Linked DNA regions of Homo sapiens: region 2 is linked to region 1. Evidence: chromatin loops called from intact Hi-C (ENCODE). Cell type or tissue: Caco-2. All regions are shown on one strand. Region 1 overlaps PEX14 (peroxisomal biogenesis factor 14). Region 2 overlaps PEX14 (peroxisomal biogenesis factor 14).

The links. A loop is a pair of places that touch in the nucleus more often than their neighbours do. Peaks named below come from ENCODE experiments on the same cell type or tissue, not always from the same donor. Only the 100,000 strongest peaks of a DNase experiment are listed, where the experiment ranks them.
Region 2: a loop joins it to region 1, with 2.6 times the contacts of the local background. A loop is called at or near these places in 4 of 110 quality-filtered maps.

Annotation. Positions count from the first base shown.
Region 1 is chr1:10,597,045-10,601,044 of GRCh38, reverse strand. PEX14 (peroxisomal biogenesis factor 14) reads right to left here. Exons shown (of 9, transcript NM_004565.3): 4 at 1,679-1,807. Among named protein-coding and RNA genes, the nearest start is that of PEX14, 120 kb to the right of the region's middle. In Caco-2, no CTCF peak of the experiment used is centred here; DNase peaks (open chromatin) are centred at 1,304 and 1,644; H3K4me3 peaks cover 1,136 bases.
Region 2 is chr1:10,505,594-10,509,593 of GRCh38, reverse strand. The region is part of intron 2 of PEX14 (peroxisomal biogenesis factor 14); the gene reads right to left. Among named protein-coding and RNA genes, the nearest start is that of PEX14, 33 kb to the right of the region's middle. RefSeq lists enhancers at 238-926, 2,101-2,160, 2,191-2,250. In Caco-2, CTCF peaks have their summits at 1,832 and 2,031; DNase peaks (open chromatin) are centred at 793, 1,533 and 1,943.

The DNA of each region.
Region 1 (4,000 bases):
AGTGATCCGCCCGCCTTGGCCTCCCAAAGTGCTGGGATTACAGGCGTGAGCCACCGCGCCCGGCCTGTCTGTTTTTTTGAGATGGAGTTTTGCTCTTGTTGCCCAGGGTGGTCTCGAACTCCTGACCTCATGATCCACCCGCCTCGGCCTCCCAAAGTGCTGGGATTACAGGCGGGAGCCACTGCGCCCGGCCTTAAAATCTGATATCTAACAGTTTTAAATCATTTTTTGCAAAAATAAAACTTCTGAGAATAACAATTATAGAAAAGGCATTTTGAGAGATCACAGATCCAGTATTGAGTTTCTTTATTTTATTTTATTTTTTTTGAGACAGAGTCTCACTCTGTCACCTAGGCTGGAGTGCAGCGGCGTGATCTCGGCTCACTGCAACTTCCACCTCCTGGGTTTAAGTGATTCTCCTGCCTCAGCCCCCTAAGGAGCTGGGATTACAGGCGTGTGCCACCACGCCCGGCTAATTTTTTGTATTTTTAGTAGAGACACGGTTTCACCACGTTGGCCAGGCTGGTCTCGAACTCCTGACCTCAAGTGATCCGCCTGCCTTGGCCTCTCAAAGTGTTGGGATTACAGATGTGAGCCACTGCACCCTGCCTGTTTGTTTTTTTGAGGCAGAGTTTCGCTCTTGTTGCCCAGTCTGGAGTGCAGTGGCACGATCTCGGCTCACTGCAACCTCCACCTCCCGGGTTCAAGCAATTCTCCTTCCTCAGCCTCCTGAGTAGCAGGGATTACAGGCGCCTGCCACCACATCTGGCTAATTTTTTGTATTTTTAGTAGAGACAGGGTTTCATCATGTTGGCCGGGCTGGTCTCGAACTCCTGACCTCAGGTGATCCACCCGCCTCAGCCTCCCAAAGTGCAGGGATTAGAGGCGTGAGCCAACGTGCCCGGCCCAATGCTGAGTTTCATTAAAGAAACAAAATGGAGCTATTTTCCATAACTTTGTAGTCAATTTTAGCCTTTTTAAACTTTTTATAAGTGATTTCAAGGAGGGCTTCTGGCTGCATTTTGGAGGTATGCATTTATAACTTGTTTGAAGAAACTTTATTCCTATAGTAGCTTTCATTTAAGACAACGAAAGACCCCTCATGGGTCATGATCTCGTATAATTAAAAGAAACATTCAAAAAGGAACTTCATGTTTTAACCTGAAATTCCCTAACAGACCGCTACTACATAAACGTACAAAGTATAGCCAGGACAAGGGAGGGAGGGAAATGGAGGCTGACCTAAACTTACAAATATTAACTTAAAAAAATAGAAGTGGGAGACAGGTTATTGCAGTGAGCAAACAAGAATGCACCCATGAGTCAGATGGTCACGCTGTTTTTAGTGAAACAGTAACATTCAAAAGCACTGGTATGAGGAGATGGGAACAGAATCAATAAATAGTTGTACAGGTTTTCTGCATGTAACCAAAATACCTGAAACAACAATAAAATCATTTATTCTGATCCCTTGTCTCTTCTTAAACCTTTGTCACATACTTTAAAAAGTTTGTCTAGAAGACTGGGGTGTGTCACATTCCTTGGGAAAAACCCAAGAGCTTTCTGCTGCTCCCAGTTTCTCCTGGTTTGCTAAGTCTGGGAGATACAGAACACTGCCCTTTGGCCAGAGTCCTGAATCCCAATCAAGGTTAAGCAGGAGTTTGAGCGGGTGACTTACTGTATGGCTGAGATATGAGGTGAGGGGGCTGGACAGGAACCACCTGTGTGGCTGGGCCCAAGGACGAAGGCTCATCGGCAGCAGTGCCCGACTGCTGGAAGGCCATATCAATCTCTTCATCTGTCAGCCCTGGGGAGAAGAGGACATCATTGCAGGTGAGTACCTTTTGTCAGTGTCCATAGCTGCAACAGAATCTTCACTGAGCAAAGACCTTTACAGCCACAGAATGCCTCGCATCCTAGTAAGTTGCCTCCCCGATTTCAGATTCTCCGGAACCTCTCTCAGTTGCAATTTAACCTTAAGCGACAGAATATTAGCCTCAACACTGCTTCCAAATGTGGCTCATTCAATTTCCTTAATTTATCCTTGAGTTTATTGCTGCTTTTGAAGTCGCTCGGTACTGCAATTCTCCATTCTTCCCCCGAAAACAGATACCATCAACTGCAAATGTGGCTCATTTTAATCTGTAATGGTGTTAAAAAAAAAAGAGGGGAAAAAACTAACAATAATGCACGAAAACAGACAGGGAAACAAAAAACTAATTATTGGGTGAGACGACTAATTAGTCTAGATCGTTTCTGAAGACGGGAATAATTTGCTTTATTTTATGACAAATGCAGAAATAAAAAGAAAAATCAGGACTGACTGTGATTAGTATGAATGGGATATAGAATGTAAAGAAGAAAATAAAACAAGAAAACAGATCAAAACAAGGCCAGGCCCAAACTTTCAGATGATTATTATTCTAGCCTATCACACGCTGCCTGTATCGCCTTTGGCTAGTTTTTCTTTTCCCTTCTTGAAATCCTCCCGACACTCTAAACCACACCATACATGGGACATCAGGAAGTGGCAGGGCGCCATCTGCAGTGGCTATGCCATGTGGAGAGGATTTGCCCACAGAAGAATAAAAGGCAAATGAAAACCCATGAAGGCCGCATTTCCAGTGGGGACACAGCTGGGATATTTCCACCGGGTCTGAGCCAATTTGGGACACTGACTCTTGGGAGGAGGAAGAGAGCCCCATCCAACCCAAAGAACAGAATGAAATGTGGCGCTCAAGTATGAAAGGAGCGGTCACACGGGGCCAGCTCAGGAAGTAGCTGTGTGTACAAAGGCACTCCAGCTGCTGAGAGTGGGAAAAGCAGGTGGGAGGTCACTGTTAGTCTGCAAAAGACCACTCGGCCAGCCCTTGCTGTTCCAGGAATCCCAACATCCAAGCGAGCCGCAACACAGAGCTTTTAAACTACAGCCGAGAGCTTTTCCACATCTGGTCGGCAGCTCTCCATTAGAGGCCCACAGCATGGTATATTTGCCCCTGGGGGTAGATGAAGTACAAGGAGGTTCTGAGGATCAGCATCTTCAAAAGGATGGTGCCTCATACTCCATGCCTAGGGGCTAATAGATGGTGCACATTAATGCTTTAAAGCACAGCTCCGCCCTGCACCATACTGGCATATGAGTTGACTGCAGCCACCCCTCAAACTTTTCATGCCCTACCACAGCTAGTCAAAGGAAAATGCCCGAACTTTTCTAAACAGCCCTGGACTCTTTTTTCCCTTCTCTGTGCTGAGGAGTTGAGGACTATCCCCATTTAAAACTGCAGCTGTTCCCCTCTTTACCCTCTTCACACAGTGGAGCTGGCCAAGGGCAGGCACAGCCTCACCACTGGGAAGTCTGAAGAGCCACCGGGTTGCCCTGATAGCACCATGCTCTCAACAGATTGGTGGGCTGGATGAAAATGCTTCCAGGGTTCACAGCGCATCACGTACCACCTTCCAAAGACAAAAGCTGAAGGTCAGTAGAGTGGAGCTAGAGAGGGGGTGCTTGCTGCAAAGGGACTGCTTTACCCATAATTTCACCTTCCAAGAAGAACAGGGACAGGACCAACAGGCAAGCCAGGCAACAACAGAGAATACCCCCGCCCTGAGTTTGTGCCTCTCAGGTTCCAGCCTGTGTAGTGACTGCCGATCGCTCCGACTAAACAGGAAGGGGAACCCCTTTCGGAGCCCTGGTGGGAAAGACATTGTTTTAACCAGTTCATAATCAGCCATTAGAGAAGAAAGCAGCATCTGCGATGTCAGCACAGGCTGATGGTCACTGGTACACTACGGAATTTTATAAACCTGGTGGTTCGTGTGCCTTGTCAGCCGCTGGCTGCAAATGAAGATAATTTTCCCAAAAGGAGCATTCAGTTGCATTCTCATTTTCCCTTTTGGCTCTTTCAAATATAAACAAGTACAATAATGTTTAACACTGGGGAAATATACAGTAAGTTACAGACTGTGCTGTGGCCCTGAGGGCCGGAGCTGGTTAAAGGGA
Region 2 (4,000 bases), 91 kb after region 1:
CGCTGAGGTCACAGAAGACAAGCAGAGAGGAAGGGGAGAGAACCAGGGCTGGGGAGTGGGATGGGACCACAGATCTGGATTTCACTGGAACTGAAGTTATTTCTAGATATTATAAAGAAATAAAATGCCTTACAAATGGGGCTCTGGGGACCAGGCTGAATTCTTCAAAAATCCAATAGAAATAATAATAATGAGAATCATTTGATAAACAGAAATTATAAACCACCTTACTGTCAAATGATGTGCCACTATTTCTCGTTATTTCTTCTGTTTATTAACAAATTCTATTAACTGCCATTTTTCAGACAACAGAGAGCTGGAGAGGTGAGGTTAAGAGGCATGCCTTTGCCGGGCGCGGTGGCTCACGCCTGTAATCCCAACACTTTGGGAGGCCGAGGCAGGCGGATCATGAGGTCAGGAGATTGAGACCATCCTGGCTGACATGGTGAAACCCCATCTCTACTAACAACAAAAAAAAATTACAAAAAAATTAGCCGGACGTGGCGGCGGGCGCCTGTAGTCCCAGCTACTCGGGAGGCTGAGGCAGGAGAATGGCGTGAACCTAGGAGGCGGTGTTTGCAGTGAGCCGAGATCGCACCACTGCACTCTAGCCTGGGCGACAGAGCGAGACTCCGTCTCAAAAAAAAAAAGGAGGCATGCCTTTGTCTTTCAGGAATGCCACTCTCTGCAGTGGAGCTGGATGGAAACTCCCACCCTTCCCCAGTACCCTGGGATCTTCAGATGAAAGCCTGAAAGAATGCAAAGCCACAAGAAAGTGGCCCTAGGTCACCCGCTCCTCCCTCAGTGGAGTCAAGGCTGAGAATTCTTAGCTAATCCTAAATAAACCTCACATGGCTGAAATGTCACGGCCAATTTGCTTCCCCGTGTGGACTGCAACCATCTGGTTCTGCCTGCAACCAGCCTTTCTCCTCCTGGGCACCTGCCTCAGCCACACAGCTGGAAGATCTGGCAGGCAGGAGCATTCAGAGGGCACAGTAGGAGGTGCACTTCTGGGGGGGAGGGAGCTGGGACTCACTCTGACAAGGCACAAGTTGCCCATATGTCAGTCTTGGGCCCCCAATCTAAAAATCTGGCACATCCAAGGCCGGGCGCGGCAGCTCACGCCTGTAACCCCAGCACTTTGGGAGGCCGAGGTCAGGAGATCGAGACCATCCTGGCTAACACAGTGAAACCCCGTCTCTACTAAAAATACAAAAAAATTAGCAGGGCATGGTGGCGGGCGCCTGTAGTCCCAGCTACTCGGGAGGCTGAGGCAGGAGAATGGCATGAATCCGGGAGGCGGAGCTTGCAGACAGCCGAGATCGCACCACTGTACTCCAGCCTGGGTGACAGAGCGAGACTCCGTCTCAAAAAAAAAACAAAAACAAAAAACAAAAAAATGGCACATCTGCAATGTTCCCCTTCATGTGTTTCTGAAATAAGTCATTTAGAATTGAAGAGAAACCTCTGTAAGACTAGTTTGGATAGGGGGAGGGAGTGGGGTTGGGGGGAAATGCTGACAGGAAGAACAGGTAATCAACCATATGACAGTGGTATTCCCAACAGAATTAAAGACACGTGCCCATGGGGGAAAGTTTCAAAACCTCTAAACATTATTTGAGTGGGTTATCAATGTCTAGCTCTTGGCAACAAGTAAGATCTGACAGAAAGATTTTACTCTCTTAAAGACATCTCTATTCTCTTATCTTCAAAGCAGGTGAACTTTGCTGCCTTAACTCTGACAATGAGGAATTTGTGGATGTTGATAGAAACACAGATAAAGGATTTACCTGAGGGGGCAGAGAAAGTAGAAATAAAAGATCCTGGATATTGTATTTTCTTTACTTATGCGGATTCCAGTGACTCCCTGGAGACCTGCAGGCACCACTTTAAGAGCTGGAGTCCAGAGCAAATTGCTCAATTGTCCAACCTTCTCCCCGCCAGCAAGAGACAGAACAACAAGCGGCTGCTGCCCCCTAGAAGCTACCAGGGGCATAGCACCTTGCTATATAGACATCACATGAAAAGATCCTATTATCTCCTCTCCATCCCATAACCTGTCATTAGTGAGGTACATGGGTGCAGACGCCTCCTCTGAGCACAAGGAGGCACACATCACCTGTGATAAATTAATAGGCGCCTTTTCAACAGCTAAGATGCACACAAAAGACTCCAACCACGGAGAGCACACTAAGGCAGCAGCCTCAGAAAGGAGGTACAGAATCACCAGGCAGCACTGAGCATCGGCTGAAGATACGTTTGTGCAGCGGGCGCCCCGCACGCACGCTAGTGTGCCTGACAGCGCGGTCCACACCGCACCCATACCTGCTCTCCCCGTCTGCACAGGTTCAGCAGCATGGACACCAGCTTTCAATCCCAGTCCTGCCACTTCTTAGCTGTAGGAACTTGAATGCTCTGGGCTCAGTCTCCTCACTGCAAAATGAGTAATTCTCACAAATTTGTTGGAATCAAACAAAGTAACCAAAATAAAGACACCAACAGCGAGACCAAAATAAAGACACCAACAGCGAGGCCAGAATATTACAGAGTAGAAGCCCTCCTGGCCTATGTGATCGGAGCTAGTAATTGTTCGGTTAATCAAAAAATCAGTTAAAGCAGGGAATCAAAAATGGAACCTGCTCCACATACTGAAAACATTTTCTATTAACTGAAAACCTATAAACATTCAGTCACTGCTGATCTTTTGATGTAAAGCCAAGCCCTTTGCTTTGAGTGTGGGCCCACAGACTGAAGTTCCCAGACGTCTTTCTTGCATAAACCCTACCCATAACACAGCCTCCACAATTTCTAAAGCAAAGTAAGAACTTCAAGACATCAGTAAAGCAATCAAAGTACAGAATCCTTCTAGATGTTTATGATCTTCCTCTAATGTTTAACTGTCATCTCGCTCACACCTAATTTGACAGCAATGTTTTTAGCAATTCACATTTAGCAAAGCATTTAACTTAGTTTTCATAAAACTTTCTTTTCACATTTCTTTTTATAGAACACATTATAGCCAGGCGTGGTGGCTCACGCCTGTAATCCCAGAACTTTGGGAGGCCGAGGCGGGCGGATCACCTGAGGTCGCAAGTTCAAGACCAGCCTGACCAACATACAGAAACCTCGTCTCTAAAAATACAAAAAATTAGCCGGGCATGGCGGCGCATGCCTGTAATCCCAGCTACTCAGGAGGCTGAGACAGGAGAATCACTTGAACCTGGGAGGCAGAGGTTGCAGTGAGCAAGATCATGCCATTGCACTCCAGCCTGGGCAGCAACAAGAGCGAAACTCCATCTCAAAAAAACACACAAAAAAAGAACACATTATATTTGCAGAACCCTCTCTTCACACTCTTAGTTCACCTGTTGACATCATGTTTAATACAAGGACACAGGTTTAGGGACAAACTAGCTCCTGGGGTACAGATGAGTGTGGGAGAGACTGGCTGAGGACCTGCCTTGTTCAGAGCACCAAGAGCCTGGTGAGTACGTTCCATGGGACCCAAACAGCAAGTTGGTCAGACAGGGATGCCAAATGCAAGCTCTTGACACAGTTTTAAAAATATGTTCTTATTGATACCCCTGCTTCATTTCACAAAAGACTCTAAACGACTCTCAAAAGTACACATAAGCCTGTAATCCCAGCACTTTGGGAGGCTGAGGCGGGCAGATCACTTGAGGCCAGGAGTTCAAGACCAGCCTGGCCAACATGGCAAAACCCTGTCTTTACTAAAAATACAAAGATTAGCTGGGCATGGTGGCACACACCTGTGATCCCAGCTACTCAGGAAGCTGAGGCACAAGAATCACTTGAACCCGGGAGGCGGAGGTTGTAGTGAACCATGATCATGCCACTGCACTCCAGCCTGGGCAACGGAGCAAGACTCCGTCTCAAAAAAAAAAAAAATACACACAAGCTGGGCCGGGTGGCTCACACCTGTAATCTTGGCACTCTGGGAGGCTAAAGAGAAGGTTCACTTGAGCCCAGGAGACTGTGA